2 separate regions of the Homo sapiens genome follow, and region 1 is linked to region 2. Evidence: chromatin loops called from intact Hi-C (ENCODE). Cell type or tissue: PC-3. All regions are shown on one strand. Links, peaks and the distances in the headings refer to the core of each region. The heading gives the core; the rest is flanking DNA. Region 1 overlaps LOC105379082 (a long non-coding RNA gene). Region 2 overlaps LOC105379082 (a long non-coding RNA gene).

Region 1 (17,014 bases), core at 5,216-13,215, 88 kb after region 2:
TCTAGCCCAGGGATTGTAAATACACAAATCGGCACTACGTATCTAGTTCAAGGTTTGTAAACACACCAATCAGCACCCTGTGTCTAGCTCAGGGTTTGTGAATGCACCAATCAACACTCAGTATCTAGCTACTCTGGTGGGGCCTTGGAGAACCTTTATGTCCAGCTCAGGGACTGTAAATACACCAATCGGCACTCTGTATCTAGCTCAAGGTTTGTAAATACACCAATCAGCACCCTGTGTCTAGCTCAGGGTTTGTGAATGCACCAATCGACACTCTGTATCTAGCTAATCTGGTGGGGACCTGGAGAACCTTTGTGTCTAGCTCAGGGATTGTAAATGCACCAATCAGCGCCCTGTCAAAACAGACCACTCGGCTCTACCAATCAGCAGGATGTGGGTGGGGCCAGATAAGAGAATAAAAGCAGGCTGACAGAGCCAGCAGTGGCAACCCGCTGGGGTCCCCTTCCACACTGTGGAGGCTTTATTCTTTTGCTCTTTGCAATAAATCTTGCTACTGCTCACTCTTTGTGTCCACACTGCTTTTATGAGCTGTAACCCTCACCGCGAAGGTCTGCAGCTTCACTCCTGAGCCAGCGAGACCACGAACCCACCAGAAAGAAGAAACTCCGAGCACATAGGAACATCAGAAGGAACAAACTCCAGACGGCGCCACCTTAAGAGGTGTAACACTCACCGCGAGGGTCTGTGGCTTCATTCTTGAAGTCAGTGAGACCAAGAACCCACCAATTCTGGACACATTAACATACATTATTATTAACTATAGTGTGGTCATCATGCTATGCAATAAATCTCAAAAACTTATTCCTCCTGTATAATTCAAATTTTGTTTCCTTTGATGGATGGCTCCTTACTTTCATCCCTTCCAACTCGGGTAACCACCATTCTACTTTCTACTTACATGAGTTCAACTATTTTACATTCCACATGAAAGTGGAATTTTCCAAATTCTATTATGTCAAGGCAGACCAGTGATGAAAGCAACAACAAGTAATATCATAATGTATAATTCCTGACATTATGAAAAAATATTTTTTGTTATTAAAACAAGATTTATGCAAATGAAATAAAAGGAAGATTATCTAAAAACTAAAACAATCTACTTGCTGGATTATTTTAACAGATGATAAAATTTTTAGATATTCAGAAGAAAATAATTGTGAAATGGAAAAGGACAGCTGCATTATAGACATGCTAGTGAGAAAAAATAAGTATAATATAAAAATCATGGAGAGGTAGTAAGCAGAAGAAAAGGCATTGGGGCAATGAGGTGGAAAGACCCATTGTTACCTGGAGGGGCATGGCTTGTGGGAAGGTTAGTTCAGCTGGAATACAGAGTTTGGATTGGGAAAAGGTAAGAGTAAAGGTGAATTTAGATAAGATTGTAAAAATCCTTAAACTCTGGGCTAATGCAAGCTTCAGACTGTTTCAGATGATGTGTGACTGGCCTGCCAAGGGCTCTTCCAAGAATTAGTGGGTGAAAGAAAATTACTTCTTTTTCAAAGTAACAGCAAGTCATTAATTTATGCTCAGGGGCAGCCAGAAGTCCCAGTTTGGTTAGTCTTGCCAACTTAAAAGTATTAGCCCAACTTGGTCCCTCCAAGCTCACCATGTGATATTTACTTCCCTGAATTCCACAAATTATCTATTAAATATATTATTTACAGGCATCTTGATTTAATCTAGGACTAGATGGACCTCAAAGAAAGAATTTTCCTTTCTTCCTAAATGTTCACCTCTATTACACTGAAGAGTTTTATCTGACCATTTTGTTTGTTTTTAAAATATTTCTCTGCTATGATTATTTCTTACATTGTGGCACAATCTAAGAGCTGTGCATATATTGAAGAAGAACAAAGCAACCCAGTGATTGGGGAGCAAGCCCAGTATATGCTATAATTTTCTGCTCTGAAGAGATAAACTGATCAATGACATGCTACGGTGATTTTGCCAGATAGTGTGTTTGTTGTTTTGGCTTTAGCACATTTAAACTAGCAATGGTTCAATAAAAAGGGGTCATGTTAAGAATTTTCTTACCAACTATAAAGTTCCTTGTTGGTTGCCTAGATAGTTTTCCCCCCCGGAAATCTGTGCTCAAAAGGGAAATTTCTGAACTCAAGAGAACACTCTTTCATTTGAAATACTATGAAGCAGCCCACAACACAGTGACTGAAACATCAAGAAAATGTAAACATCTTTATGGTGGTGGAATTCCCTAAATGCAGTGCAAGGCTCTTCTGATACAAAACAGCTGTTTCATCTGTATCTACAACCAGGCACAAGAAGAAAGGCTGCTTCAGACACCTAAGTCATTTCAAATCAGTTTAAAGCATCTTTGGCGCCCTTAAATATTAATGAAAGTCAACAATCAGTGAAGACTTTGCCCTACAGGGACTGTCACTGGTCAGCTTCTTGCTGTTTGTTTCTGAGTTAATCAAATTACTGTATCATTGGTGCAGTTGTACCCTTCATCATTAATGATCAGTGTCTGAAAGAAAGAGGATGTTCTTGGCATAATGGCACATTAATCCTGTGGGAGATTGGAGCGGGATTACTCTTTTGCCCAGATTGCCCTCATGTGTGAGGTAGAGGTATAGATGAAGATCGGTGGCGGAAATCAATTTAATAAGTCTAAAAGACAGTTCGGGTTACGTTATCAGCCAGACAGGAAATACACATGCAAAGAAGAAAAAGAAGCTATGAAAGGAAGAGTGTAATGATGTTAATTTCTTAATTTGTTTCCTCTGATGTAGGATCTAGACATTAGTATCATTGTCAGTACGTGTGCAAGTCACTTCAGAAAAATCACTCCTGCAGTAGAGCTAATTGTTATCAAAATGTAAAATGTGTTCTGGGTGTTACTGATACTACCTATTTGTACTTGGCAAAACATATATTTTTTTCCAGCATCAAAATGGTTAAAATGAAGAAGCCAGGTTATTACACATTTCAATTCCAGAGTCAAATATAAAAATTTCTATTATAGGGACAATTAATTACATCTCAAAATGGCAAATGTGCATCCTTGTCAGGTAGAGTGTACTCTGATGGCCTTTCCTCAAACACTGAATGTGGAGATTTGATCTCTTCTAATGGTGCTGAGAAAAGGGTAATTACGCTATGGTCAAAGCTAATTTGCTTTCTGCCAGATGAACTGTTGTATTTTATTGTACGCTGACATTTTAAAGTAATTACGGCACTGTTGACCTTAGACAATTCCAGTTGTATCGCTGTCTACAGCTGCAGCGCTTGGTCTACCTTTGGCTGGCAGACAGTGGCTGTAACGAGGTAATGACACGGACAAAGAGCACCATATGGGGCTCCTTTGAGATACACAAAGCCCAGTGAAAGGAAACAAGAAAATTTTAACATCATCATTACAGTCACACATCTTTACAGCTATAAAGGGTCCTGTCCACGCGTGCTTGTGCGCGTGCACATACACACACAGGCACACAAATAATCTAAACACTTTGCCTGCTTGTACCTTAGGTGTGTGTGTGGGTGTGTTTGCACATGTTTGAGTGTGTGTGTGTGCATGTGCGTGTGTGTGTGTGTTTCTTTTGTAAATGGCAGCATGCATCAAGAAGAAAAAGAGGTCAGGTAGAACTGAACGTGACGGACTGGTCTTCCACTGACAGGAGTTCAAAGGCTAAAGACTATTGATTGAGATAAAAGCCCAGGTTCTTAACTAATGTTAAAGACACTCCTTGTTGTCTGAAAGCTGTGCACATAATTAGGCAGAAAGAAGAGCACTTCAGCCAGCAAATCACTATAAACCAAGCCTCATTAAAATAGATATTAGTTCATTTAAAGAAAGAAGTTATTATTCATTCATATATTTTAATGAGCTATCAGGCTGTCTTTTCTATGATAAGAAAAAAAAAAAACATGTTCAGAGTTTGGCCTGGTTAATGTATCCTTGCAAAGATAGCAAAATAGATTAATATCACTCAAAAAGAATAATGCTTCATCTTCTTCAAGGAAAAATGCACAGGATATTGAACTATAGAATTATTGTCAAGAAGAGGTGGGAAAAAACTGAGCTTTACCATCATGTTAAATATTTCAATCTATTTGGGTAGGTGGAAATGGACTATGGAAATGTGAGCTCACTTACAATAAGCCATGGAGGTTGCCTCCATCATAGCTTATTGCCTACTTATGTGACAATTACATGAAGCAAAGGAAAGTCAATGTATTTCCTTTTGAATTACATTTCTATCATTCAGGGTTTCCCCCTTAGTAATTATTGGAAGGGTGCATGAGTTATTATTTCATTGAGTAAAAAGATAATAAAAATTACATTACAGAGATGGTAGGGTTTCCTGTAGAGTCCTTAATTTAGTTTAAACTGTGAGGACTGTTTTTCTCCTAAATTTGTTTCCTAGTTTGTTTGTTTGTTTGTTTTTCATGAATATTTGGAGATCTCTATGCCAATAGTTTTTGGCCTTTTTAAAGGCAAAGTTCATTTGACAAAGTTACTTAACATTTCACCTTCAAAATTGGAATTACGTGGAATTGAAATATCTGTGAAAATGATCATTTATGAAATGTTCGTTTGGGTGATATATCATTTAAAATTTACCTTATTTTTAATCCCAGTAAGAAAGAAGTTCTAGAGTAGATGCACTAAACCCTGTTTAAGTTGTGTTTTATTTTACCTTTAAAACTTAGGATAAACTGATTGACCTATACTACATTCATTGTAAAGTGCTGAGGAAAATAGTAATGCTTTACAATATCCTCCTTTAGCTATTAAATTCCATGTGACACTCCTATTATTATTAAAATGACTTAACTATTCTGCACTATAATTTAGAAATAAATACCTCCACTCAAAATCATATATTAAGAAATAGCTAACCAACCCATTTTAGATATGGAGGAGTAACAATAAGAAAGCATTCTAAGTGTATGAAGTGGTACACTAAGAAACTTAAAACTCCAATACTTTTGGTCTTTGTGGATTCAAACCTGAGTCCAACAATAAGAAACATAGCTGGAAATATAAAGAGCCAGGCTATTTGTATTCTAATTTTTGGTTTTTAGATACAGTACCTCACACCTAGTAGCTCTTCATTTTGTCTGTAAATATCATGGATTTAAAACCTTCACTGTATTTATTAATGAGCTAAATAGCATAGAAGCCTACCATTTAATACTTTTGGAAACCACCCCCCCACCCCCGCTAAATATTTATTTCTTCAGGAGTATACATAGTGCTGTAGAATTGGTATTTTTACAGTCTAATTTTATCTGCTCTCCAAGTCCTAAAAGGTAAAGAAAAGATAAAGAGGGAAAAGAAGAGTTTCCTAGAGATGCATTTAAAGAAGAAAAAGCAACAGGAAAGAAAACTCTTGGTCATATTTTTCAAAGAGGAATGGAGTGAGAGAGAAACATGAGGCCAGAGTAATCACAGAAACAGAAAACGAATTCTGATAGATTGAGAGTGAGTGGGAGAAAGAAAGAGAGTGACAAGAAGTAAGAAATCACTTCCTTGAATTAAGAGTGAGCGATGTAGTTGGAGAAGCAGAGAGACAGATAGATGGAGTTTTCTGCACAGATAAGGAGAGAGCTACACCTTGGAAGCAGAGAGACTGTAAAAGCACATTGCATAATAAAGAGGGCACATTGCATGCAAAAAGGAACATTCATGGTGCTATCTGTGACTTGAACCCATAAAAATCTCAGTTATTTTGAAGCTGATAGAATACTAACAAAAATAATTGAATGAAAGAAGCAAAGAAAATAAAAAGAAAAGACATGTAATGGCTCCAAGTTCTAATCCTCACTACTGATTTTTTACTGTTATTTATACAAATCTCAAGATAACATGCCAACATCAATTCTTCTATTCTTTTCTATAAAATGGGATAGGCAAGGAAGCTTTGAAAAATTCTGAAATAGCTGCTAGACTGGCACTTTAATACAACATCTCATTAATTCTGCTGATTATTTAAGAAATCAGAATTTTTTCAAAGGTGACAGAGAGGTATGTCTTGCCTGTGTAATGAAGGTTGTAAAACAAAACCAGAATTGGCAACGAGAAGAACAGCTTTCTGGAAGGTGGACATTTTAGAGCAGGTACTTAAAAGTCTTTGGAAAAGTTTTAGGGATGTGATGGAAGCAAAACGATTCTCCCCACTCTACTGAAAATGAGCTAGTTTTCCATGCAAAGCTATTTTGGGCCATAAAAAGACAGTAACTCTAATCAAGTATATAGATTCATTAAGGACCATACTAGATCGAGGTCAAATATGTGACCCTCCAATCTGGGCACACTTAGCTGAGGCAATACTATCTCATCATTACTATCTTGAATTTATTGTCCATGAAATAGGCTGTTGCCTGCTTTTCTATCAAAACAAATATAAAGACTAATCCAGCACGTAAAAATGTAAGTCAGACTACTGAATCTTTTTAGCTGGGCTGGATATACTGCAGAGCAAAAGAAGTCTGCATAACATTGTTTTAATATTGCCCTTAAAATAACGTATTTTTTCTCCTAAGGACCCACTGCATACAGTGACTTTCATTAATTTCAGGATGTGGAAACCAATCTTTGTGTATCTGCCTTTCCTTAAATGTTGTCTGTGTAGGAAAGTTTTAAAAAGCATCAGTATTTTGCCTATCCAGATCAAAATTGGAGCTAAAAACAAGGACATGGAGTTCTGAGGAAAATATAAACGATCAAAAAAACAATATTTTCGAAGAGAATGAGTGCAAAAGTGGATATAAATGATTTGGAGAAAATTTTTAGCACATCTTAAAAAGAAATATTTATTATTTTTTCATAAAGGTTTAAGATCAACAATCCTCTTATCAAGGAGACTTCTTTAGACCAGTGATGGTTAAAAATTAATTTGACACTGATTTAATTAAAATATTAGGTTTACAGATTTAACATTTTCAGATATAATGTCTTCATAAGGCACTTATATAGGGGTAAAAAAGAGAAGTAATTTAAGATTAGTAGAACATTAATTTAATTAAACCAAATCTTTAATTATTCTTAATTTTCTTTTTTGTAGGAAGTTTGGCCTTTAGTAAAAACTTTTTGCCTTTTGTATCACAGGTAAACATTTCTTGCTATAATTCAGACAGCTGCAATTTGCAATTGTGCCAGAAAACTGTTCTGGTATTACCTAATAGCTGGCTGCTATTAGATAATGTATTTTACATAGATTAGCCTAAATTAAGATCAGGAAGAACATCTTTTTTCCATTTTATTATTTTTTTCATTTTCTGAATGATGAGTAACTGTCAGTGTGTGGACACCTCTTTTCAAGGAATGTGTGAAGCTGTCACCCTGCTATATCGGCAGGACAATCCAGATGTTACACAATATTAAATCTGGGGCTCAGCATCATGATGATTGTCAACTGAGAACAACCTAATCATATGCCTGAGTCTTGGTAAAATGACAATTTTTGGAGAGTTGAAGGATGCCAATAGCTTTTAATATTTCAAACCAATATCTTTCTCGTGTTAAGTTTGCAATATTTTCTCCTAGGATAATATTAAAAATACTTAAAAATCTATTTTGGAAGAGAATTGGCTATAACTTGTGATCAGATTTAATTAGTACTTACAGAAAAAGAATTCTTGTATTTCCGAGGTTTTCTCTTATCATAGCTATCGAGTCTGAGGAATTCTGATCTGAGGACAATGTACGTGCCACACTGGCATCAGAACCTGTTTATGCAGGTAATGGCTGGTTTAGGATACCTCTGAACTGTCACGTACCATTTGAATTAATGAGGCCATACAGGTCTAAGGTCTTGAAAAAGGCCTCTCTAGATTAGGGTCTATTAAACCTGCCACAAGCTGCTTAGTGTTTTAAAAGTGACAACAGAGGCTCTTTGGTTTAGCATTCTTTTCTTTTCTTTTTTTTTTTTTTTTTTAATATTGAAAAAAATAGTTTCCCATTCTATAGTAAACACTCTACTAACTTACAAGAATTTGCATTCTTATAGGATGAAATTCCTACAGATTTATTAGACACTCAACAAATCTTTTAAGAACATCAAAACTCCAAACAAGAAAATATCAAAAATAAAAATTAGGTAGAAAAGCACATTTAAGAAACTGCATGGTAACTTAGTAAATGAGGCAGTTAATATCTTGTTTTATATTAAAAGCAGCTAAATTTTAGCAAATTAAAATAGTAGAAGCCTTAAACAAAGTGGCCTGTTTAATCAGGGATAAGCAGGAGCATTATCCATTATCTCTATTTAGTCAGAATTCAATATTTAGTTGGAAGACTAAAATATCATGGTACATTCATATGAAAAACACAAACATCAACAAATAAAGAAATGATAATTAGCATTCTTTAAAGAGCACTGAAGTTAATATCATTCTCCTGATGATAACTTTATTGTCACAATATTGGCTTTATAGTTTGGTGTGCATTCTTTGTTTGCTTTCTGTATGATTTCAAAACTCTCTTAAATGACTACAGTTTCTCTGAACCATGAATATTATTTCATTAATAGACTTCTGTTTTTGCTTAGGAAAATTTGAGTGTAAAATCAATTTAGTGTTCTCAAACCTATTAGGTGCTTAGCCTTTAATTTGCTGCACATTAACATTAAATGGTCAAAATATGAGGTTATTTTTGGAGTGATTATTATGATGGTGATAAGGCCTGACACTTGCGCCACTTCAAACACGCAACCACCAACAGTTCCATTACAACAAAAGAGCTCCCAGCATAACACATTTTAATAGTCAGAAGAGTTGTGAATTCACAGCTTTGCACAGCAGGTGTGGCTGCACATCTTTGCACCCCTAAATACACTTGCTCATCTAATCTGACAGATTAGACAATGGCACAAAACCCCCATCACCGATGTCTAAACAAAGACTTCATTTCAGAAGAGACAAAGCTTCATGCAGACTGTGTTGCCACTAATAACTTTTCTAAGCGGAAAACAATGTACATTTTACTAATGAAAAACAAATTGCAGCAGGGAAGATGAATGTCTTGGCTTTTCTGACATTTTAAATAATCTGCCCTCCCTTCCCTTTTGTGCCTTTAATATTTACCTTCATATCAATCTTTGTGTAATTTTGTTAATTGGCCATGGTGCTGACATCAGAAAAATGGAAAGCATCACAATCACAGTCCAGGACCTTAAAACCCATGTTGTAAGGGAAAAACAATTTTGCTATTCTTTATAAGCAAAATACATGAGAAAGCAGTACCTTTCATTAGAACCAGAGGTAAGCTGGACTTTGGGGTGCCCACACTACAGTGAAAATACACTCAAAAGGGCTGTAACCTGATTTTCTATGCAATGTCATCACAGCTGAACATTAAAAGTGAGACTGGAGATGTGCATATTTACCATCAGGAACTGGACTGAGCATTAATGGGCTCCGGAGGCTTATTTGGAGGCAGTTGCACTTATCATGAATCAGGAAAAGGAAATAGCAGCCCTGGTGTGCTGTAGGTCAGTCAGAAATGTCGACTTGAGAGATTCATAAATCTCTGGCATGACTTCAGCCACTGACTTTCAGAACCTCCTTCTAGCGTTTTCCTATAATTTAAAGATTATGTAAGGTATATCGTGAGTGTGTTCGATGAAAATATTAATTTAGAGATAAATCCTGTAAGTGCTCTGAAGCCACGGCTTCTGCCGTGCAGTTACACTTCAAACAGGACAGGCTGCTAGTTTTGTCAACAGTAGGAGGTCATGGAAGGCTGCCAAAGAAAACAAACCTTTTTCAGTAAAATACTTTCAGTTCTAAGTAGTCACAGAATATCTCTTGTACTGTTTTATTGCTGATATTTAAACTTTGATAGATTGTCTTTTGCTGACAATTTCTTGAGTCAGAAATCTTAATCATAAAATGAAGTGTGGAACATACACTAGTGAGACAATTAATCACAGCAAAGTCTGTCTGGCAAGTTCAAGTAATTTTCTGGTGTTTTTGCTTTGGCGCCAAGAGGGGAGGGGTATGGCAGGAGGGAGTGGTAAAAGTTATAGGGTAAACTATTTCTCTGTCGTTTTTGTTGTTGTTGTTCCCTGAAAGACTGATGACGTATTTTAGTAAGGAAAATCCTGAGCCTTTGAGAAAAATGACAGAATTTTTCCATTGAAGAAATAGTTTTATTAATAATTATAATAAGGTGCAATGTCATTTTCATTTATCAATATGGTATAATTGATCCTAAAATAAAAGTATTCTGCATCTGCCTCTTTGTGTAATTGGATACAAAATTTAAAATATGAGAGGAAACATGCAATGTATATTCAGATTTGTCATACACTTAATAACCTAAATTGGAAATTAATGCATTTGAAAATATTGCCCAGGTAAAGAATGGTGAAATTTGATGTAATTGATTTCCAAAACCGCCTCTCACATTTAAGGCAAGCATTCTGCTGGATAATCAGTTACTGCAATTTTCATTTGCATTCTCTGACTCTCTTTGATTTGCAAAGATACCTCTTTTGAAAATAAAAATCCATTAATGGCCTTCCATCCTGTGGTTAGAAAATAAAACACATGGTGACTATAGTTATAAACACCAAATTCTATTAAATGGGTACAGGGTACTAGTAAGTACATATTCTGTTTTCATCATTGTTCATAATGAGATATTTGTTTGACTTTTTTTTTTTACCTGTTAGTATTATTCAAGCCCTAAAGATATATAAGAATACATGCAAATTTAAAATAATATAAATGAGGATTTCACATATTCTTAATGATATTCTGGAGTTGTAAAATATAATTAACATCATAGAGTGCCTGGAGTACCCAGGCAGAAACCAAATGAGAATTTAAGTCTCAGTATTACAAGAGTGTTGATGCAAAACTCATAGTTCTCTCTCTCTCTCTCTTTCTCTCTTTCTCTCTCACTCCTTATTTTTTCAGACTACAGTTTAAGTGTTTTAATACTTATCTTGGTATCTTGACTGGTTTTTAAAGTAACCTGTTCATGGAGAACTCTGACACCTCTGTGCAGGCATTATCAGCACAGCGCTATCTGTAAGCTATGCATGGCCACCTTTATTGTTTTACTGTTTTAAAAGCTATGTTCCACTTTCAAATTACATTAAGAATATAAATTTCAACCTCAAAATTATGATTCTGTACAACAGAGGTAGAATGTATGCTTTGTAGCACAGGATCCCTTTTATTTAATATTAAGCATTCATCCTCTCACATTTTTCTATTTTTGAAAACCATTTGAAATGAATAGACATACACCATAGGATTCTAGACCCTGTAGAATCCTAGGGCCTGTGGCAGACTGAAGCCTAGCAGCCTCTTGTACAGACACTGCCAGCAGAATATTTGAAGTTGATGCAGCTTAGGAAGAGGCTGATCTTCACAGAAAAGCCAGAATTTCTATAAAAAAAAAGTTTTTAAAGGTATTTTACCCCTAATCATAGACAAGCATTAAAGATCTTAAAACATGACTGTGATCAGGCATTTTTTTTTTCTGGCATACTTTTTAAGTGAAGACTAGTGTCTGCACAATTTAGGATGAAGGCTTGACGTTCTCATACATCCCATATAGTCTCCTTTTGAAAGCTATCATCTATATGATGTTCCTGAGTACCAGCCTGTTCTATTCATTAATATTGCTAACATTAATGGAAAAGCACAAAGATTATTCTGAATTGATGTGAAAAATGCCTGGTCCTAGCTGTCTTATGGCTTGACTGAGATTGGCCATCATGTATCCAGAATCATCCCTTCATATTAGTCTACTGACAAACCCTCACTCTTTCTTCTACCTTTTTATAAGTATCATTGCTTACTTCTAACCACACGTGGAAAAAAAAAAAGGTTATCACTAGGTATTAAGGAAACAGAAACAATGAGAGATATAACATTCCTAACTATTGGTTTCCTTTAACAGAATTGGTTTAGAATTTTAATTTAAGTTCTAGCTGTGAATTAACTCTACTTAGAATTTCACCATTTGGTCAGCACAAGATATTTAATATAAAGTTCCAATACCATTTATTTAGCATTAAAGATATTGATTTCACAAACCGGAACTGAATTTCTAATTGTTTACTATTAGGAAATATTACATTGATGTGATAGAAAATAGATTTTTTGGATATTTCCCTTAATACAGCTATAATACCAAAAATCTCCACTGTAAAGATTTTGCAGTTGTTAATTTGGTGGATAATTAGCATTCTATGATTGCTATCATGTGACAGAACAAATATTGGGCCAGAAAGAAAGAGATACCAGAAGGGAAAACTACGTGTGAGAATTTGGGGATATGGCTGGCATAATCAGAAAACAAGGAAGTTTATTTATCTGCTCATACCTGCGAATAAAAATCAATAATTTCTGCTGCCATCCTATCACATAGATGAATATTTCTTCATATAGTAAATAGTTGTAGCTCATTAATTAGAGTTCAGGTATTATTTTCTCTGCTGAGGTCAGCAAGCTAAGTAAGATATAGTCCTTGTCCTCAAGAGAAACTTAGAGTTTAACCAGGAAAATTCACAGCAGTTCCTGGAGTCCCACTAAAGCATTTATAACCCTCTGTCGTCATGGTCTGCAATCCCAATCAGGTCCACAAGGCTGCCTGAAAGTTCTTTGATTTTTCTGGTCAGCTCTCTCACCCATTCTTTACAACAAATGTTTCAAACTCAGTCCCCTCTCTCCAAACCATTTACCCTAACCCCAATCCCTCAGCCTCAGGATATAACCTTTACTACCACTCAGTAAGGAAAATAAAGGTCATGAAGAGTCAACTCCTTTCACTCGCTGACATTTGGCAGATACCTATGCCAAGTCCTTTCCCCTCTCTCCTGCCACTTTCATTACTCGACCAAAATTGCTGTCACCAGGGCTGCACATGGATAGGGTTTAGTCTTTCTCTTATTTGACCTCTGTGTAAGTTGTCACTTGCACGGACTCCATTGTTATCAGAACATATTCTTCCCCTTGCCTCCCCCTTTCTCCCAGGCTTTTCTAAGTGCTATACTTTTTCTCAAACTGCTTTGCACATTCCTTCTCTGGGAACTTTGCCTGGTTGCTTTCCTTTGCTTGTCTCTTAAATACAGATTTTTTAAAGTGTTTCTATCTTTAAAATGTATGAAAGAATTATTATAAAGCCTGGCATAGCAAGAGTGATCAAGATTTTTGTTTGTTTGTTTGTTTGTTTGTCAGGGCCTAAACAGATTTTTTAAAAATCCTGTCACTTTTTCCTCGTATTTTTCACTATATTTCAGGCAGCCACAATATTCAGTTAATGACCATTGTGTACAAAGCATCAAATTATGGAAGGACTTTCATCCCTGTCTACAAGATTAACTCTTTTCTGTGCATTAAGTGAGGCTCACATTAACCCTTTGCAATCATTATTAGCATGCAGGAGTTCCCACCTGTTGTGCAACACATCAACTTTTGATTTAGTACCATTATGGATCATAGTCTGTGCTCTCTCTATATACTTTTTCATAAACCTTCCCAAGTATTATGACATGAGTACATCCAAACCCCTCAGTACCAAAGTTACTACCTCAAGAATTTGTGTAGATGCTTTGGAAACCATTGGCCCCTAAAGTTTTCTATAAAAACTTAAATATAATATTACTTATTAAGTTCATTTCATCTGCAAAAGTAGCTTAGTCTGAAAAATATACTGAATATGTGTTAAGTCACCATACTTTAATATATATAGCTTGGCCCTTTTCATTATGTTGAATATTAAAGATGTCACTTTGGTACATGTTGGGGCCACGCTGCGGTGGCAGTTGGACTGGGGCATGACACCCTATAGCACAGAAACTATCATAAAAGCTTTAATGAGAATGTTTGCATAATTGACTGTGAAATATCCTCAGTTGCCATTTTTTTTTACTTTATTTGTGAAGACTGATGTTTCTTAAATAAATAAGTAAAACCCTCATCTATACAATAACTATTAGGACGAGGAAGTACAGATTTTGAGTAACATTAACTTTATGCTCAGGGCGTGCATGGCACCCAGTCAGGTTTGCTAAATTAAATAGGTTTTATTCTTGTATTCTTGGAACTTTCTCGATAGATTCATCATCAGGGTTATTTATGCTGCTTTGTGACAGCAAAACATTGAACTGTAAGCATTAGTGGAAAGAACATACATTGAAGAGATCATGAAAATGATGACTGGTTTCTATGCAAAACTGATGTTCTTGTGAATTATTTTGCTTAAGGAAAGTATTATTTTTCCATTAGCAAATGAAGAGAGGAAAAAATTAAATTAAATTAAATTAAATTAAATTCAAAATTAATTTGGAATTTCATCTTTTGTAAATCTTTAGAAATGGGAGATTTACCCATTTGCACATGGTCCTCACTTGTTGATGAAGAAAGTCTTACAATTACATGCTATGACAATGGAGAGAAAGGGAGACTCAACTAAAATCCCTCTACTCAATCACTCTACACTTTTACAGGCAGTATCTATGTTTTACTCTCCTCATTCACCAGGGCCTGACAGCAGAGACCAGAGCTAGGGAGGTGGGGGACAGTGGAGAAGTAAAGATATAACCTGCTGGAATGGAGGTATAGACATTAGAGAATGTGTTTTCCTGTCTGTAGTGGCATTTGACAGAAAAATTAGAGCAGGCACCATCTTCACTTTTATCCTTCCCCTCAAATAACCTCTTGTTACACTATCTTCACAGGGTATGGGGACAGAATAAAGAGGATGCAGGATGGTAGTGATGGGGGTTGGACAGGGTCTTGCTAGAGCTGCAGATATCAGCTTCACAGATCTTGCTGCTTTGCCCCCTTTGAAGATCTCTATTGTACAAAAGGCTTGTCAGTATCCCTGATAACTACTAGGTTGATCATTTAACCCTCTTATCACTTAAGAGCTAACTCTTCCTTCAATGCTGAATCATCACAGTGTGCAAGAACAAGACATGTCATGTACATGGAAAGGGGACACAATAAATATGATATTTAGAGGAAAGCAGGAAATAGACAGTTTTCATTTATCTTCAGAGTTAGAAATATAGACCTGAAAGGACAAAACAGGGATGTGAGAATTCTATTTTAATAGCTACAAAATTTGAGATGTGGTCAGGTATTGAACAAGCTCCACTGTGAACAGAGAAATCTACTCTATGAGAAATAAATTCCTAGACATAATTTGGCCAATAGTCAGTACTCCAAGTAATTTAGGGGTTTGTAGATTCAAATTTTAGATTGTTAGAAATTATCTATGTTCATTATACAATTAAGAAAATTGACTCAAAGAGACCAAACTCCAAAACTCCTCTAACAATCCAATGCCAGAGCTGAGGACACTTTCTGCATCTATCTTAGAACTCAGTCCAACATGTCACATCACCTGTTTCTAAACCTCAACCAGATGTCATCTGAATTGGATCAAAATTATAACCTTTACCTAGGAATGTGTACTTAACCATGACACATTTTACATAGGGTACCAATAAATCATTTCATATAAATATTACTTTTTTCTACCTTTTGACAAAATTATTGTTGTAAAGTTGAATACCTTCAGAAAGTAGTTTCTTAGAGGCACAAAACCACTAAGCTACCTTTAAAAGTAAAGCAATAACTAGAAATAATTTACCCTTTTGTACAGAGTACTTCTATGTTATGAGAAGCTATGAGAGTTTGGGAAAAATGATAAGGTTCTACTTAATACTCTGTGTACAATGTAAATGTACTAAAGCAATTTAGAAAAACTCTGGCAGGGGGAGATAGGGCAAGGTATCTTATTCCCGGGGTTACAACATAATATTATTATACTAAAAATGTTCAGTTTTCTGCCCCCTCCCCCAAAAAAATTAAAAGGCTTGCAAAGAAACAGAAAAGTGTAGCTTATAGACAGGAAAAAAAGCAATTAATAGAAACTGTCCCTCAAGAAAGTCCATGCATTGGATTTACTAGACAAAGACTTTAAATAAGCTATTTTAAATATTTTCAAAGATCCAAAGGAAACCATGTCTAAGAATTTAATAAAAGTATAAGAACCACATTTCACCAAGTAAAGAATATAAAAGAGATGTAATATATATATATGCATACATATGTATATATATACACATATATAATACATAGAGAAAGAAATTCTAGAGTTAAAAATTACAAAGATTGAAATGAAAAATTGTTTACTGGTGCTCAATAGCAGATTAAAGCCAGCAGAAGAATAAATCAGTGAACTGGAAGATAGGTCAATTGAAATTATCCAGTCTGAAAAATAGAAAAAATAATTTTTAAAAATATGAAAAGAGGTTAAGATACTTGTGGGACATCACCAGGCATAACAACTTATATATAATGTGAGTCCCAGAGATGAAAGAAAAGGGACAGAGTATTTGAAAAAAAATGACTGATGAAAAACATTAATCTGCACATCCAAGAAGCGTAACAAACTCCAAATGGGATAAATTGAAAAAGAATCTCAATATAATAATCAAACTCTTAAAGACAAAAAGAAAGAAAGAATCTTAAGAGCAGTGACAGAAAGGTGATTCAACACATACAAAGGATTATCAATAAGATTAAGAAGTGATTTCTCATCAGAAACCATGGAGGCTAGAAGGCAATGGAGTAACATACTCAAGGAATCAAAAGAAAAAAACCCGTCAATCAAGAATTTTATACATAGCAAAACTCTTCTTCAAAAATTATGAAGAAATTTAAACATTCCCAAATAAACTAAAACTGAGTTTGTTGCTAGTATATGTGCCTTACGAATTGTTCTTCAGGCTTAAATAAAAGGACAATAGACAATAACTTGCATCTATATGAAGAAATGAACACTGGTAAGGAAACCAGCACAGGTAAATATAAAGGAATATAATATATAAAAGACAGTATTAATACATTTTTTAAAATCCTTCAGCAAAATTATGTGATACAATATTCACATTCAAAATTTAGATGTACTTCTATGTGATAGCAATGAACAATTTGAAAATAAAATTAAGAAAACAATTCAATTTATTAATTATTAGTATAATACTTAGAG
Region 2 (17,014 bases), core at 3,731-11,730:
TATCTCTTAAAATGTGTCATAATTCTTAGATCAAAAGAATCCTAACTCACTGAAGCAGTTGGTGTTGAGTTGCAATTCAAAAATTCCAAACTCACTTGAAAGATTCAAGTTCTAACTACTAAGCGAACCCATTATATGAAATGAAAGCTTTATTACGTTATGTATTTGACATGCAAAAAATACTATTCATGTCCTTTGTTTTAAATATGAAATGAACACGTTTACTAAGATTGCCCTGAATTTGGAAGAAACCCTGGTCCCTTAGCCATCAATGGATGGCATAATTTTACTGAGTTGAATATTTCATTATGTAACCATGGTCTCACTGTTTAAGGTTTTCCATCAAGCCTTCTACACTGTCTCTCATATAAGCGATTATTTGCCGCTCTGCATTTACATTTGATATTCTTTCTGTATTAGTTCTGATTCCTGAGACACTATTGGAAGTATTAGAAATTATAGCCCTTGCTGGAAACAAAGAGAGGAGATGGTGTTAGGCCAGCAAAGCCAGGAAGCTTTCTATATGACGTTTGCTGAATAAATCAAATGTAAGTTCTCAGCAACTGTATTCTTGTTCTAAGTGTTTCTAGTAATAGAACTATTTCCAGCTAAACCCTCGTTAAGAGAGAGAGAGAGACAGAGAGATCAGTCAAGTAATTTACAAAGTGATCAGCAGTTTTTACTGTTTTTAACATGCCTTGCAAGCCAAAAGCAAGGTGCACCACCACCTATCAAAGCCTAGATAAGCACAGGTTTCCTGTCAGTTTCCCTTTTTGTCAGTTCTTGGCATATGTTACATGCTCAAGAACTATTCTATAAACAAACTTGTTTATCAGACTCAGTAATTAGGAGTTAAGATAAACAACTACATAATTTTCAAAACTCATTGAAAAGTAAAAACATAGGGTGTATAGTTCAAAGAGCAGGAAAGAGTACCATTAAAGGTACTAAGGCACGAAACTTCTTTTCTTTCAGAATTTATTTTTTCTCAACTTCTCTGTGCTGTTTGTCATGCTCCCATGGAATGGGATAGTTAGGGGGCGAGTGCAGATTACAGCCTCTCAGGGGTCCATACTGTTAGTGGCATTAGTTGCTGGATTGACACACTGTGTTGCTGGCAAGGGAGGGAAAGTCAATACCCCCTTCCCATGGGCCTGCTAGCAGAATCTGCAGCAGGTGAGATCCCTGAAGGATTGCAACCTCCACATTTGAGATGCACTCAGCTCCTGGATCAGGGTGCCCAATGAACTTGCCATCCTGGGGAATAGGGTTGGCTGCCTCCAGGCCCCACCTAGATGCCACAGAGTACATGTGGCCAACACCATCCTGCCTCATCTCTGTGCCCAGGCCTTGCAGTGGGTGGAGGACAGCTTTGGAATGCTGGTTGGATGTCTGAGAATCTGTTCTGGGGAGGTGGGGAGGCTTCAGGGACTCCAAGTCTCTCAGCACTTTTTCCATTGTCCATTTGACTACCCTTACAAAAAACAAAAGATAAAATTATTAAGAATTTCTAAATAGTGACCCTAAGCATCAGGCCTTTGTGAGAATGGGGCCTTCTTGACTGCACTAGTGGCTAACATTTATTGAAGTTCTATCAGCAAACTCTTCTAATCAATTTACAGTATACCTAATTCTCACATATGAAAACATATTGTGCAGAGAGGAAACTAAGTCACAAACATAAAGTAATTTTTTCCAAGTTCATGAAATCAGTATGTGGTGATGCCAAGATTCTATTAATACTACAGGCAGTCTGACTCCCAGGCTCTTCATTCTAAACCAGCTCAACATCTCATATGGTATAATCGCTTTAATACCTGTCTTGTAGGGACATGGATGAAGCTGGAAACCTCATTCTGAGCAAACTATCGCAAGGACAGAAAACCAAACACCGCATGTTCTCACTCATCGGTGGGAAGTGAACAATGAGAACACTTGGACGCAGAGTGGGGAACATCACAAACCGGGGCCTGTCATAGGGTTGGGGGAGGGGGGAGGGATAGCATTAGGAGATATACCTAATGTAAATGACAAGTTAATGGGTGCAGCACACCAACATGGCACATGTATACATATGTAACAAACCTGCACGTTGTGCACATGTACCCTAGAACTTAAAGTATTAAAAAAAAAAAAAAAACTTGTCTGTGGTTTTATACTTGGACCTACTTCTCTGGAGACTTTTCTCTTCCCCAGCAATGTCCTTTTTATGACCCATTGAAATCACATTAAAACTTAACCTGACATTTGACAGCTTAGAGCATTAGAAAGTGCTCAATAAACCTTAGCTTTTATTATTCTCTTCGAATTCTGCTTCTTGTCTAGGTATTCTTTCAAATGCATGTGAAGTATTGTTTGAACTGGCAATGGCTTAATGTGTACTTTTATCAGCTGAATATCCTGAAAGAGGTACCAATATGTACATTTCAATCCCCAAAACAAAGATATTGAGAATGTTCTTAAGATGGCCAACCCTTTAAAAATCCTTCAGATCCTTTAATTCAGTAAGTTTTTTGTAGGACTGTCTATATATGGGTACCACATTTATACATCAGTGAATGAGTATCTATTTTATATATCAAATAGAATGCAATTCCAGAACCTAAACGCCTCTTGAATATGTAGTTTTTCAACTTTATGAGATAGATACCTGAATAACACCTATCTTGTGTAGACAAGAAACCAAGTCCCAAGTAAACTGCCATTTTCTCTTGGTCACAAAGTTACTATAAGGTAATGCCAGGATGCTAATGTGGGCAGTCTGACTACAGGGTCCTCACTCTAAAATGGCACAAGATCCCATATGGTAGAGTAGCTTTAATATCCATAATATTAAACATTTATTCAAATGAAATTAGAATTCCACATAAAATGCTTAAATATTCAAAAGTAAAACTTAAGTTTCTCCTGAATTTCTTTATTCACATCAGAATACAATATTAGAATATTATGAAATAATTAAGACAAGCATAAAATATTTATTGAATACCTACTAAGATCCAGGCCTGATACAGATACTTTACACACATCAGTGAAGAAAATAGACAGATTTATATTATTGAGCAGCATATACTACAGCAGATAATTAAAGTTTTCTTAATAGTATCTGCTCTATTTTGGACAACTTTTAAAGAATTTATTTATAATAAAGATGTATTATACAAGTATAATTGTTTTATTTAAATGTTTTGACATCCAATGTTGAGGCAAATTAGATTGTATCCCTGTTTTTATCACCCTCATAGTATCTTCTAGTGGTGCTTTTGTTACTCCTTTCTTCCATTCCCTCTTTATTCTTTCTGTCTTTTTTAAAAACAGCTGCAGACCATACACTTTATTATCAGCTAAGGGATACGTTAAGTGGCTGCCTGCCCAACCACAGCCAGTTTGTATCCATGATCACTTGGCTTAGCTATCCCTGAAGGAAGTTAAGTTGTATCCTAGGGAAATTAGACTGAAAATCATTTTTTTCCCCATTGCCAGCCATTCCTAGAAGTTCTATGATTAATACAAATTTCACTTCTAAAATTATTTTATTCACCCAGTCGCTTTGAAAGTTATATACAATGCAAAAAATAAGAATGTTATCTCTTTACTTACATTTTAACACCCTTACAAAATCCCCTATATTAAAAATAATATTTAACATTATAGAACAAAGTTAATATTTAAAGAAGCTGAGTTGTTCATTTTTGTTTCGTTTTGTGTTGTGGTATGGGGGAACTTATTATTTTAGAATGACTCAGTTAACCCTTAATAGTTTCTACAAAATGGAAGATCATCAACGCAAAAGAAAATACATTTGAATTTCAAGAAACACTTCTAAGCAGCCTATACAAGAAAGCAGTGGGCATCAATATGAGGGCATTTTAATTTTTTTTAGAATTGTTCAACTTTTTACATGTCACACAATTTGAGATAACGGGACAAATATGTCAAAGGGGTCAGTGTGTCATATTCAGAGGAGAACCTGCTTTGATATCTGACAGATTAGGTTTGAATTTTGACTCTGAAACTTTATAGCAGGGTGGTTTGAGGCTTTTGGAATAAACATTCTGAGCCTTCATTTCATTATAATAGAAGAGAGGGATCATGACATCCACATATACAAAGCACTTGGCATACAGAGGTATGTACTCTATGGTAGATATTAGTATTCATCATGAGAGAGCCAGATTTAAGAAAGACAAAAATCCTATAAAGACACCGAACTGTTCATTCCAAGAACATAGGTTTTGTGTGATTAAGGAATTTGACAGGGAGGAATACACAAAGATAACAGACTGAATCAAACCATACCAAGATCTCTGAATACATGTCAAGAAGTAAAACAAAATAGTTATCTTTTAAAAACCAGTTTTGGATCAGGTACTATTAGGGTCTTTTACGTATGTTCTTCCAGGTATTCCTCAAAATAAAACTGAATCTCATAGCGATTGATTGAATAGAGCCAGACAAGAGCACGTGGAAATCCCACTTGCCTTCGTGTGCACCTTGATGTGCAGCTACTGACACAGAAAAATAGGAAGTGCATTGTGGAAGAGTTAAAGGGGCGCAAAAAGTTTTATTCTGGGAAAAAATGCTAGTTACTAGAGTACAGTCTTAACTGACCAAGAAAAATGTATATTTTGTCACAATTTCCTTTATGTTTCCATTGGGACAAAGCTAGTCTAATATATGAGACTCTTGAATGGCCCTTATCTTTGATATAAGTGGAGAGTATTTGCAAAATGTAATTTCCTTGCAGCCCACTTCATTATATATACCTATTTTCATAACAAAGCCTGTGAAGAAAAATTGATGTTAAAATCAATGCATTCCTTGAATAATTGAGATTTTTAAAATGGATCTGTACAAAAAGCTATCCTTCAGAACAATGTCTCTCAAGTACTGTTTGCATGAATTTACACTGATTTTCCTTTGGAATTTATCTCACTTAAACTATTCATTTTTTTAATCATTCACAATATTTCAAAGCTACTTCTCTGTTTTTAAGCATTCTACTTTAATTTGAAAATAAAAAGAATGTAATAAAATTGAATGATTAAATTGCACTTCTGCTAAGCAGGATTATTTTCTTATATCTTATATCAGAATTTTATTAGGTAATTGTTTTTCATCAGTATGTTCTGCCTACATCCTAGTAGTTAGGAAAATTGGAAAAGCATTGCCAGATTTTCTTTGTACAGACGTAATCTTTACATTTCTTAAATTGTGCTTGACAATTTGAAGTGATGACAAAATTATACCTTTGGTTGTATATTTTTCTTATCATACTAATTTGAATCTAATAGAGGCAATATAGAATTTTTTCTTTTGTCATACATTATAATTTCTATAATTCTTTATAATATTGAAATTCTGTAGTTCAACTATTGCTTCCTAAAATACAACATATGCTCAAATCAAACAAGATTATTAATTTAAACACATAAATATTAGCTTTATTATTGTTCCGAACTTAGTTTCCTTTTGGGTTGTAAAATATAAGATGTGAAACTTATCTTTTAAAAATCAAGTGATCTTTGATTTTGCTACATCATCTACTCATGTGTTCTGGGCCTCAGTGGGGACCAGAAAGCTAAGGACTTAACATGTTTCTATGACAATTTTAGGAAGAAAAAATAGTATCATTTTACATCTCCACCTTCTCTTCATCAGAAAACAGACCTTGAGAATTATTGTAGATAGTCTTACACCATAAAGATAAATGCAATTTTGAGGAACACGTAACATGATTGCTAAGCAGTTGTGTGCATATATGTGTGTATATATATATATCCAATTTTGCACATTTAGTAATAGAATAACATATTTTTAAAATGAGGTCTGCCCTCAGTAATAAACTTTCTTATTTGTTAACAAATACTTTTAAGAATTCTCTAGAGAATTCTTGGATTGAGCCATAGTTACCAGAAGAATACTTCTGACAAAGACACTTAAGCAGATATAAGAGAGCGCAAAGGGAAGGCAGAGAGATGTTTCAACGCTGTCATTTTAAAACTTCAAAAAGCATCTCCACATCAGAAGCGACTTCACAGATCCCGAGTCTCTACATTTCTGAGATATTGTTTGGTTTCATTTTTTTTTCTCTCCAGGTTCCAGGTTCCATAATCTTTTTAAGAGGTATAGGATTTGGGAAACATAGTATGGAGCATGAAATTTCTCTCTCTCTCTCTGTTTCTCTCTCTCTATATATATATGTATATATAAATATATACATATATATTTTTAAATTATCAGATTAGTGATTAAGACAGATATTAGAAGAGAAACAACAAAACTGTTATTTTTCTTTCACCATTCATAGAATTACTGGTACTTCTATATTAAGAAACAAAATAAAAGCAATCATTTAAACATAAGAAGTAGTATGATAGATATATTTTTGATAAAAATCAAGTAAATATTTGTCTCTAAATTCAAACTACCCACAGTGCAATCAGTAAGTATTAGAAAACAGGTAAAGACTTGTTTTATGTGCTCTGGCTATATGTCAGACACAGAAGAAACAAGTAGAGCTGATAACCCCTAACTTTTAAGGTCTATTCTAGACGTAAAGATGCAGTGTAGTTCCAAAATTATAGTTAAAAAATATATATATACAAATAATAAATCATCCACAGTAAATGTTGGAAACAGAAAAAAACAGGCAATATGTACAAATATATAACTTCTCTAATATGAATATTAAAAAGAATTTATAAATAATAGAAGCATGCTGATTGTTTTATAATATTTTCAAATTCAAATTAAGAAAAAGATAATGAAGCTGTATTCAAGAATATTAGAAGTATTGTGAATATATATAGGACTGAAAATGATTTTGTATAACAGCAAAAAGCAAAATTGAATGGCATTCTATTTAAAATGCTTTCTTTTTTATATTTAAATGTATTATTTTAGAGAAAATTCATCATTTAATAGGTGGCTAGCAAACTGTTTCAAAAAGCAAGATAATTTACAATTGAGTATAGTATATCAGCATTTCCATATTTTGCATCATCTTGATTTAATATTTCTGGTGCTTCAGCAACGCTAGTGCCCATTCTTGGTAACCACATCACCACAGAAATGTAATATATGTGTTCCGTATCGTTTCCTGCATTATGTGTGTGGGTTGTGGTTGTTGCTTAAGTTCCCATGACTATTGAGTGAGGAAGTTGGGTATAATTCCTGGCAGCATAGTAGTTTATCCATTACACTAAAGAGCAGATCGTATTTCAAAATGTTTTTCTGAGATCATTACAGCAACAAATGGCAGGGTTATCAGCCTTATTACCAATTGCCCAGAAAATGTGGGGAAAAAAAGCCACTAAAAATAGCCACAGGAAGCAATAATTTCTATGACAAAATGTTCGGCTGTTTACTTAGTACGCTAAGTAATATATTTTTGATCAAAGATAAACAGTTTAAAAAGTTACATTTGTGTTGTGGGGAGGCAAGGCTGAGGGAAGGAGGAAATTGCTGTTCCCTAAAGGCTGATGTACCTTGTAAAATAATCTGTCTTCAAACTCAGAATGAAAGGGAGCCAAAAACAGCTTTGAATTACATGAAGACCCTGGAGAGGCTGTTCATTACACAATTTGCTGTAGTGGTTTGCAGATGTCTCATTTTGTGAGTCAGATTATGCACTTTATTTTTTGTTGTTTAAGTTATGTTGTATAGCGTTGGTTATAAATTCTTTCCTGATTTGTCACAATTTCTCTGTAAACAGCACAATGTCTACTTTGAACAAACTGATACATTGTACCCCTGCTGTTTCAAAACTGTGACTGATGAAAGAGCTGTACTCTGGCTCTGAAGCAAGTAAGGTACTTAGTAGAAAATGGCCCTTTTATATAGTGCATCCAACTATAACATCAGAAGGCTGGACTTGTAACCACTTTATAGAGAAAGTACCCAAGAGTACATGGTGAGGTGATCAGCAAAATGCCAACTCTGAACAGCAATGAGGCAGTGATGTCAAATGACCCGTTTTGGCACATTTTATTTTAAGGATGTAATCCTGTAGCACATACATAGTCCTTGCTAAAGTTAATAAAACTTCCATTATAAGCTAAGAAGTCTTACTAAAAAAATACTTATTCATAGATTTGTTCTAAAGTTGGGTTCCTGGTTTTAACTGAGGTCATATTCAGGCAATAAAGACTCTAACAAGAAAAAACCTTTTTTCCTTAATTTGGGAAAAAAATGTCATTATGCCTTGGGAAGTATTATAATATTGTTGTAATCATCTGCAATCCTCATTAGTCTTCTTATTATATCTGAAGCACTTGTATTTGTTGAAGTAGAAGCAGCTGAGATAAAAGAAATTTGAAAGTGAAATCATTACACATTTGAGTCAGTGCCTTTTTCAAACTGGAAGCCTGCTCTATTACTCTTAATGAGCTGATGCCCCAAATACTGAAAATGGATTCATATTTCTTAACCTCTTTTGAACCTCTAGTTAAAAACTGTGGTGTGAATTCAAAAGGAAAAAAGAATGTCAATGGTGTTTTTAAACTATTCATTTGGGGAACTATTAGTCAACCTTTACAAACTACTTGATAGTAATATTTAGCCAAGTCTAAAATTAATGTTTTTATCGATTAGAATACTAAAAGAAACCTATTTTAGTAGTTATTTTATATTTTTAAGGATCGATTATATGTCATATAATTCATAAACAACAGTTAATAGATACTTAAAATTTAAGAAAATATTTACATGTTAAAATTAAATATTAATAACAATATATGGATAAAAGCATATAGAACTAAATATACATGCACACAAATGAGTAAAAATAAAACTGAAAAAGCTGGATAAAATTGATATCAAAGTCAATATCCTAGGCTAATGTTATACTATAGTTTACCTTTAGCAGAAACTAGGTAAAGTATACACAGTATCTCTTTATTATTTCTTTCAACTGCATGTGAATATAAAATTATCTCAATACAATTTTCATCTAAAAATTAAATGTTACATAATTACAATTTGATCTATCTATAGCCTCTAAATTTACAAAAGGAATAGGCATTTTTAAATAACTGCTCTAGATATTTAATCGATAATAAATACCTAGTAAGAGGAGATACCCTAAATTTAGCATATTAGAAGTCAAGTACACATATAGTATGAGATTTTATAGGTTAATAAAATATAATGTTAATTTAGAAGAAAGGGAAGTGTTTCAATATTTGAAAAGAGCAAATTTCTAATTCCCAGGTATTGTGCATTTTCACTGCATCTAGTGAAATCACTGTTATAAACCACTCAAAGCAACATCACTGGTGTTGATTTTATTTGAAGATAATATAATCCAGTTTTATATTGTACTTTGTAAATCAAAAGCAACATGGGACAGGGAATGTTTGCAGTACAGATCTAAGTTGGAGGAAGACATCACTTTTAATTAAGAAGCACTAAAGTGATATATAGTTCTATAGGAAAAGTGCCAGATCAGAAGAAGTGAAAACACTTAGGTTTTAATAGTTTCCTTTTGGTGACTCTAACTATGCTAATTTGTCTTTGATAAATTGTGACAAGGACTGTCAACTTAAATGGTCAACATACTCATTAAAATTAAGCAATAACATTTCTATAGTAATAATCTTAGATATGTTTAAGACTTAGCCCTTTTTCTGGAAGTTAGAGTCTAATAATCTCTGCTTAGTCCCCCAGGGAGTGGGGTGAGGGGAGGGTGGTGGCGGCATTCAAGTTCTGGCAGCATGTGAAACAACAGGCAACCCTCAGGAATTTCAGGGCCACACAATCTACTTGAGTTACATGATACACTTGTGATTAACACTAATTCATTTAATGTGCTCAAGTATCTATGTACCCAGTTAGAAGATTCAGATCCTATAATATTCCTAGGTATTTTGTATTTCATCACTTTATTACTATTTTAATGTTGACACAAGGACCCAAGATCCAATCTTCATGATAAAGACAAAATTTCTTATTAACAGCTAAGGTGAATCCACAAGTTGACATTCTAATACAGTGTCAGAAGACGGAACCAAGGGATTGCCTTGGGTGGGCATCAACATTGAATCACTGCAGTTGGAAATAACAATCAGTTTTGTTTTTATGATTTCGCATTGATGTTTACTTATATTTAAGCTCCTTTAGAGATTTCAAATGACCAGACCACCAAGCCTGGCTGCATTTTCCTTGAAAACTATTAAGAAAAAATATATAGAGATCAGGAAGACTTTGTTGATTCTTTGCAATTTGCATGTGCACTATACGAAAACTAGGAGAAATCTGAAAAAAAAATCAGATATCCATATGTTATTTAATACCTCATATCCAGATGTTTTGGAGGTCTGGTGTTATAAGGTTTATAGCTTTAAGACTGCATATATTTTCAGAAGTCAAATAAAATATTGCATTTTATTTATTCATTTGTTTCTCATTTTGATTTGTTTCTACTATCTTTTAGAATTACCAAGAAATTTTATGGAAATCATCATTTTGAAGTCAGGTAATAAGCAGAAAAATAAAGAACTGCAATATTATCTATCTTCTTAAGTGTATATTTAGCATTCTCTTGTTCAGTTATCCAGATGATTAAATTTATTTCTTGAAAAGCAAATCACATATCAAATTTGGCCTTACTTTTTGGCACATATGATGGTAATGTGGATTAAATGTTATGAAAACAGCTAAATTTAATTAAAAATATACTTTAGAACTAAAAAACTAAAAATCTCAGGTTAAAATTTTTTCATAATCTGTGTAAATCTGAAAATACGAGTAAAATTATTGAATTGTATTGAAATGAAGGTAGGAAAAATAAATTTTATAAAATGTTTACATATATTTATAAACTATGTATGTTTCCTTTATTACTAGTTTAAATGTCCTTACTCATAAACAGAAGATCTAAATATGGGAAATAATCAAATTCCATCATGTTTAATATTTTTCTTTCTCCAGTCATATAAACATTGATTCATGACTTATTTTCATATTTTGTTGCTCAAAAGCTATAGTTGACAGGGTAGGACATTTGAATATGTTCTGGGTAGCAATTTTGTTACCTTAATTTATAATTGTAAATATTTAGAGACATGAACTCCATTTGTCTTCCTGCCCCAGGCAGGCTACTGTTAGGTGAGACTATACAGATCTTTTTTTTTTAAGTCATATTATCATTATCTGATATAGTTTGGATGTGTGTCCCTGCCCCAATCTCATATTGAATTGTCTAACTGTAATCCTCAATGTTGGAGGTTGGGCCTGGTGAGAGGTGACTGGGTCATGGGTTGGAGTCTCATGAATGGTTTAGCACCATCCCCTTGCTGCTGTTCTCATGATAGTGAGTGAGTTACGGGAGATCTGGTTGTGTAAAAGTGTGCAGCACTTCGCTGCTGGCTCTCGCTTGCTCCTGCTTTCAGCATGTGCCTGTTCCCCCTTTGCCTTCTGCCATGACTAGAAGCTTCCTGTGGTCTCCCCAGAAGCAGATGCCACTATGCTTCCTGTACAGCCTGAAGAACTGTGAGCCAATTAACCCTTTTTTCTTATAAATTGCCCAGCCTCAAGTATTTCTTTATGGCAATGCAAAAACAGAGTAATCTTTTCTTCAAGATCCTTCCTCACAACTAAGAAGTTGACCCTGCCTTTTCTTTCTTCCATGTATATGGGTTTTCTTTACAGTGCCCTCTAAATTTCAATGATTGGTTTATACTTCACTCTTCCTGGCTAAACTGTATTTAGATTTTAAAAATCACTCTGCTTTACTTAGTATTAGAACTCTAATGCTCTATAGCAGTCATGTACCTGGAACCTAGTAGTTGCTCATGAAAATGTATGTTCAGTTTTATGTTGAATTTGTGTTACTGAAAACCATCTATCAGAGTATGGATTACACTTTAGGTCAGGGGTGTCCAATCTTTTGGCTTCCCTGGGTCACATTGGAAGAAGAATTGTCTTGGGTCACACATAAAATACACTAACAACAGCCGATGAGCAAAAAGAAAAATAATCGCAAATAAACCCTCATAATCTTTTAAGAAAGTTTACAAATTTGTGTTGGGTCACATTCAAAGCCATGCTGGGCCGCATGCAGCCCACAGGCCGCAGGTTGGACAAGCTTGCTTTAGATATTCACTTAGCACATGTTAATGATGGAGTAAATAAAATTGATCTTCCAACTTGCAATTTTCTAGCATCCTCATGAAATTAAAATTCCATTTCGCTTACCAATACCTGTCTCTATTATCTAAAAACTATCCATCAGAGGGTAACTAATTAATGCACTAATTTTTCTCTGCTGAGGCATTGGCACTGACGTTTTAGTAATGCCATGTACTTTTCCCATTTGTAATTTGTAAAATATTCTCTTATGATCACCATGTATTTTGTAAATAATAAAATAGTATTTGATTATATACATAATCAATGATAATAATGATTTATATATATATAGTATCATATATACGTCATTTAACAAACCATTGTTATGGTTTAAATTATGTTGCCCAAAAAGTTGTTGAAGTGCTTTCTCTCAGTAAATGTGACCTTAATTGGATATGGTATCCTAGCAGATGAAATCATTTGGGTGGTCCCTAATCAATACGACTGAGTCTTTATAAAAAGGGGAAATTTAGACACAGACATAGACACACACACAGGGAGAATCCTATGTGAGCATGAAGGAAGATACCAGAAAATGCATCTATAATCCAAAAAATGCCAAAATTTCCAGAAAACTACCAGAAATTAGGAAATGGGCATAAACAGATTATCCCTCACATCCCTCAGCAGAAACCAACCTTGCTGACACTTTGATGGTGCATGTCTAGCCTCTAGAACTATGAGAACGTTAATTTCTGCTGTTTAAGCCATCCAGTTTTTGGTGAGCTTTGTAGCGTTTTCATAGAGCTTTGTTACACCAGCTCTACAAAACTAATACACCCATAAATATTGCTAAAGATAAATATTCTCAGAGCCGCCTATCATTTGGACAATATATCAACAACTAGAATGACTGACGTGTGAATAGTATCTTTTGAAAGAAATCCTAAAATTCACCTTCATTGAGAACTTTCAAAGAGAAGAGAAAAGTCCAATTTGGGGTGCAGTCCTATGCAAAAGCAGCCACCCTAGTGGGGATGACGCCAGGTGGGTTTTTATGATTGGCTTAAACATAGATTGGGATGGCACGAAATAAAGGCAGAGAAAAGGGGATAGAAGATCCTAAACCCTCTAATTATGTTCTTTCATCCTCCCTCACTACGCACCATTTGCTTTTTTATAATGTGATACCTGCCAGAGAGATCATATGGGCAAAGTATTTCTGCTTCTAAATTAGCCCAAAAGTTAAAAAAAAAAAAAGATTCCGGGTTTGCTTTCCTGTGAAGGTATAAGATAAAATGTAAAGAACAAGCACAGTGATGATAGAAAGGTTGGACTCAGATTTTATATTTTTACAAAAGGAATTTTTAAAACACATATTGTACGTGAAGAGATGTAGCAGGGTACTAATAGCGTAGGCCTTTTAAAAATCAATAATTGGTGTTAGTAATAAGAGATGTGCTGACAACCAGCTGTGAAAGTGGCCTCATTCCTGCAGTGCAGGAGGGAAAGAAACCAGCCGGTGATTACTAACTCCAAATATTGCTTGCAGTGAAAGCTTCATTAAAAAAAATTAGTAAAATACCCCTTTTACCTTAAAATATGTGTCCCCATATTGAAAGAGGATCTATATAAAGAGTTCAGAAAAGAACTGCTGCAAACTGTTCAAATCAAGAGTATTTCCCAGTTGGGCCACCGGCCTACATTGTGGAACTTACTCTTTAGTAAAAAGCTCTTCTCCTCCCAATTAAAGAAAAAAAGGTTGGGATGCCCACAGGTCCTTGCAGCATGTTTAGCGTGACTTTTAACCCCTCATTTCACCTTCTGTATATGGCTCTTCTTTATACCACCACCTGATACAGCCACAGAATCTAGTCTCCACTGCAAATTAGGCTGTTAGCATCTCTTTCACAATTTTTAAAAGTCAGTGTCGAAATTCACTGTTGGCCCTTGCTGGTCTTCTATGCATGCTGCCTGTGAAAATCCAGCCATTTATTTTTATTCAAATCAAAGGGAGGCATTTTTGTTATTAAATAAGTTACTCAAAAACAAACAGCAACAGAGTCCACTTCTTACCAGCATATTCCTGCAAGCCTGATATTCTACATGAATTATCTTAATGAGGAAATATATCCAAGCACTGAATAAGGAATCTTAGATTTCCAGCTTTGACTTTTAGCTACAGCTCACTCACACACAACCTTACAGAATCCCTTAAATCTCCAAGAGCCCATTTCTCATTTTCCTCTGTGCTCCCATGGAGCTGATCCAATGGTTTTTAAGGGAGCTCTGAGCTTGGACAAGCTCTGAAGGGCATGGGGCAAGACAAGAAACGGGCCCTGCGCTCCCTGCTTATCGTCTTGGAAAATAGGTATGATAATATCAGCCTCACCAGGGTCCCATTGCAATTAATGTTTGGAAAATGTTTTGAAATCCCAGAGTTAAGAAAGGCAATACCAGCGTCAATTATTTAAGGGTCTTATTTCTAAAGCACTATTCAAATTGTTTTAAGCCACTTTTTCTAAAAATATATGATACAAAGGCAATTATACTACCTGCAAGCATAAATTGATGTGGTGGTTTTATGGTCTTTTGAAAATTGCCTTAGTAGAATATCTCTGTGACCTGGAACATCTAGTTAAATGAGGAATCTGAGTTTTGTAGACTCGCCCAAACACTTAAACGCCAAAGAGATGAATCTATGGGAAGGGTGCTTTTCTTTGTTGATCTTGATTGCAGTTTCTGCACTTTCCAGAAGGTGATGTTGCTTTGCTTGGCTTCGTTTCAGATCTGAGGAGGGAAGCCAAACAAACAGTGGAAAATGAAGGATGAATAAAAAAAGAAAAGAAAAGAACCTTGGCTTAGGAAAGAGAAAACTTTTACAACCAAAGGCATTACAGAAGGTCTTTGAGTTTCAATAACTTTGTAATCTTCATATCCAACCAATTTTTGCTGTATGAGTATTTCTGAGTCGAACATCCTGGAATTAAAGATAGATTCCAAAGTATTTCTAAACAATGTGTAAAACTGGCATTATTAGAAGTCTTTGAGTATATAGACAAGACGGAAAGTTTAAAATAGGGAAACTAAATTGAGAACAAAGATGTTTCTAAAGATAAATCTATTGCTTGAATTTATTATATAACAACATTTTTTAACTACACAGGTTTGCATTTTACTTGGTACAAATATATCGTTGAAGAGTTCACTTACACATCCAAGCTATTACATACAACTGGGAATGGATGCTCAATGCTGTGTACAAGGTAAAATAGGTCTTTAAAAATATGTATATCCGTTAATGCTAAGCTATATATTTTTCAGGTGTCCTTGTAACTTAGTGTTCTTTTTCTTTTTGCTTTATTTGCAGTTTATTTAATATTTGAAAATACTTTTGTATCAATTAGCAAATTAGCAATTTATCTGGGCGGAAAAACCCCATCTTAGTTACTGAGTTACAAAGTGAATTGTTCTGCAGCTGCAAAATCAAGTGCCTCAGCTGAGTTAATGCTTTTCATTTCTTTTGCATGTGTCAGCATTAATGGAGGCAAGCTTCTATGAAGCCTTGCGTGTGAAGATGGTGCTGAGCAGACTAGATTCAATTCTGTTATATTCAATTCTGTTAAATGCTTTTTGCATTTTTTTTTTTTTTTTTTTTGGAATAAGGCACAAAAGGAGACTTCAGGCTGAACTTCAAGCAAAAGTTAATGCTATTCTCTTTTGGGTTCAACCACCCACTTTGCTTAAGGTCACTAGTTGAGGCTAATGCAGCTCAGAGGGGCTGCAGTAAACTTGGCATCTCCTTGATTAGGCTCCCTGCTGATCTAATACACATACTAGTTCACTTGCCAAGTCAAATAACACATTTAGTGAATTGGAAATAAGATTTAAGTGGGCCAGCACAATGCGGCTTGCCCTCTCATCTTTTTACCGAATCCTTCTCTTTGTATGCAAGGCTGTGAAAACTGCTCTTGTTAGAGGACTTAATCTTCATTTTTTTCCTGTAGATTATTTGGAAACAGGTCAATTGAATGTTGGAGCTGCTAACTCCTCCCACTAAAGAAAGAACCCGCTTGTGGCATACTGATTGCATCATTTAAATGAAAAGCTCCTATTATTAAAGATAAAATACTACAATATAAGGGTTTGTTAGAATTAATTTAAAAATCCTGATATTAAATGCAGTACTTTTTTAACAGTGTGTTTATTTCTTTGTCTTATAGATTCTTTTCTAAAGCATGCTTTGTATTAACTACTGGTGAGTAATAGGAGGGGATGATCATATCAGTATATATTCATCTCCTGTGGCTATTCTGCTGCAGTTAATTCTTAAATACAGTAGGTTATAATAGGGTGACATTTCTATAGTGCCTTTCATAAGAGCAATCTAAAGCATGTCATATAATGTTTGACTTTGAACTATTCAGTTTCTTAGTGACACAAATCTCAGGGTAAATTTATGCCTTCATGGTTTGTTTCCTTAAAAAATATGAGTCATTGTATTTGTTATAGTTTGAAATTTATCATAGATTCACCATAGATTATCAAGTTATCCATGCCATAATAATCTGTAACTGTCCTTATCTGTGTGTTAGATGTGCAGGGTTATGATGTGTGTGGACTTTTTACGATCTACTTATCTCTTCTGGTCATATAGATTTATGTGTATCTCTTTTCTGACTAAATCTGAAATCAGAGCTTGCATTCTGAAGAAACAAAACATATCTATGTAAAATCCAAGTACTATTCCCTGACATCTAAAAGTTAGAGAAAAATGATTATAATACCCTCCACCAAAATAAGGAGGTACTCAATTTCAATTGCATTTTTTACAAAATAAAATGTTAAATGTGTGAAATGTATAATGTACCCTGAGATTAAGCTAAGTATCCCCAGAATGATTTTTAGAGTTACAATAAATAGACTATTTCAAGGGACAGTG

What was found. A loop is a pair of places that touch in the nucleus more often than their neighbours do. Peaks named below come from ENCODE experiments on the same cell type or tissue, not always from the same donor. Only the 100,000 strongest peaks of a DNase experiment are listed, where the experiment ranks them.
Region 1: a loop joins it to region 2, with 6 times the contacts of the local background. A loop is called at or near these places in 2 of 110 quality-filtered maps.

What each region holds. Positions count from the first base shown.
Region 1 is chr5:92,631,828-92,648,841 of GRCh38, forward strand. The region is part of intron 2 of LOC105379082 (a long non-coding RNA gene); the gene reads right to left. Among named protein-coding and RNA genes, the nearest start is that of LINC02058, 300 kb to the right of the region's middle. RefSeq lists an enhancer at 2,628-4,500. In PC-3, for the core only: a CTCF peak has its summit at 12,608; a DNase peak (open chromatin) is centred at 9,734; H3K4me3 peaks cover 1,169 bases; H3K27ac peaks cover 1,387 bases.
Region 2 is chr5:92,545,172-92,562,185 of GRCh38, forward strand. LOC105379082 (a long non-coding RNA gene) reads right to left here. Exons shown (of 4, transcript NR_188298.1): 3 at 14,628-14,862; 4 at 7,966-8,300. Among named protein-coding and RNA genes, the nearest start is that of LINC02058, 390 kb to the right of the region's middle. RefSeq lists an enhancer at 15,519-16,175. In PC-3, for the core only: no CTCF peak of the experiment used is centred there; DNase peaks (open chromatin) are centred at 7,430 and 7,670; H3K27ac peaks cover 2,221 bases.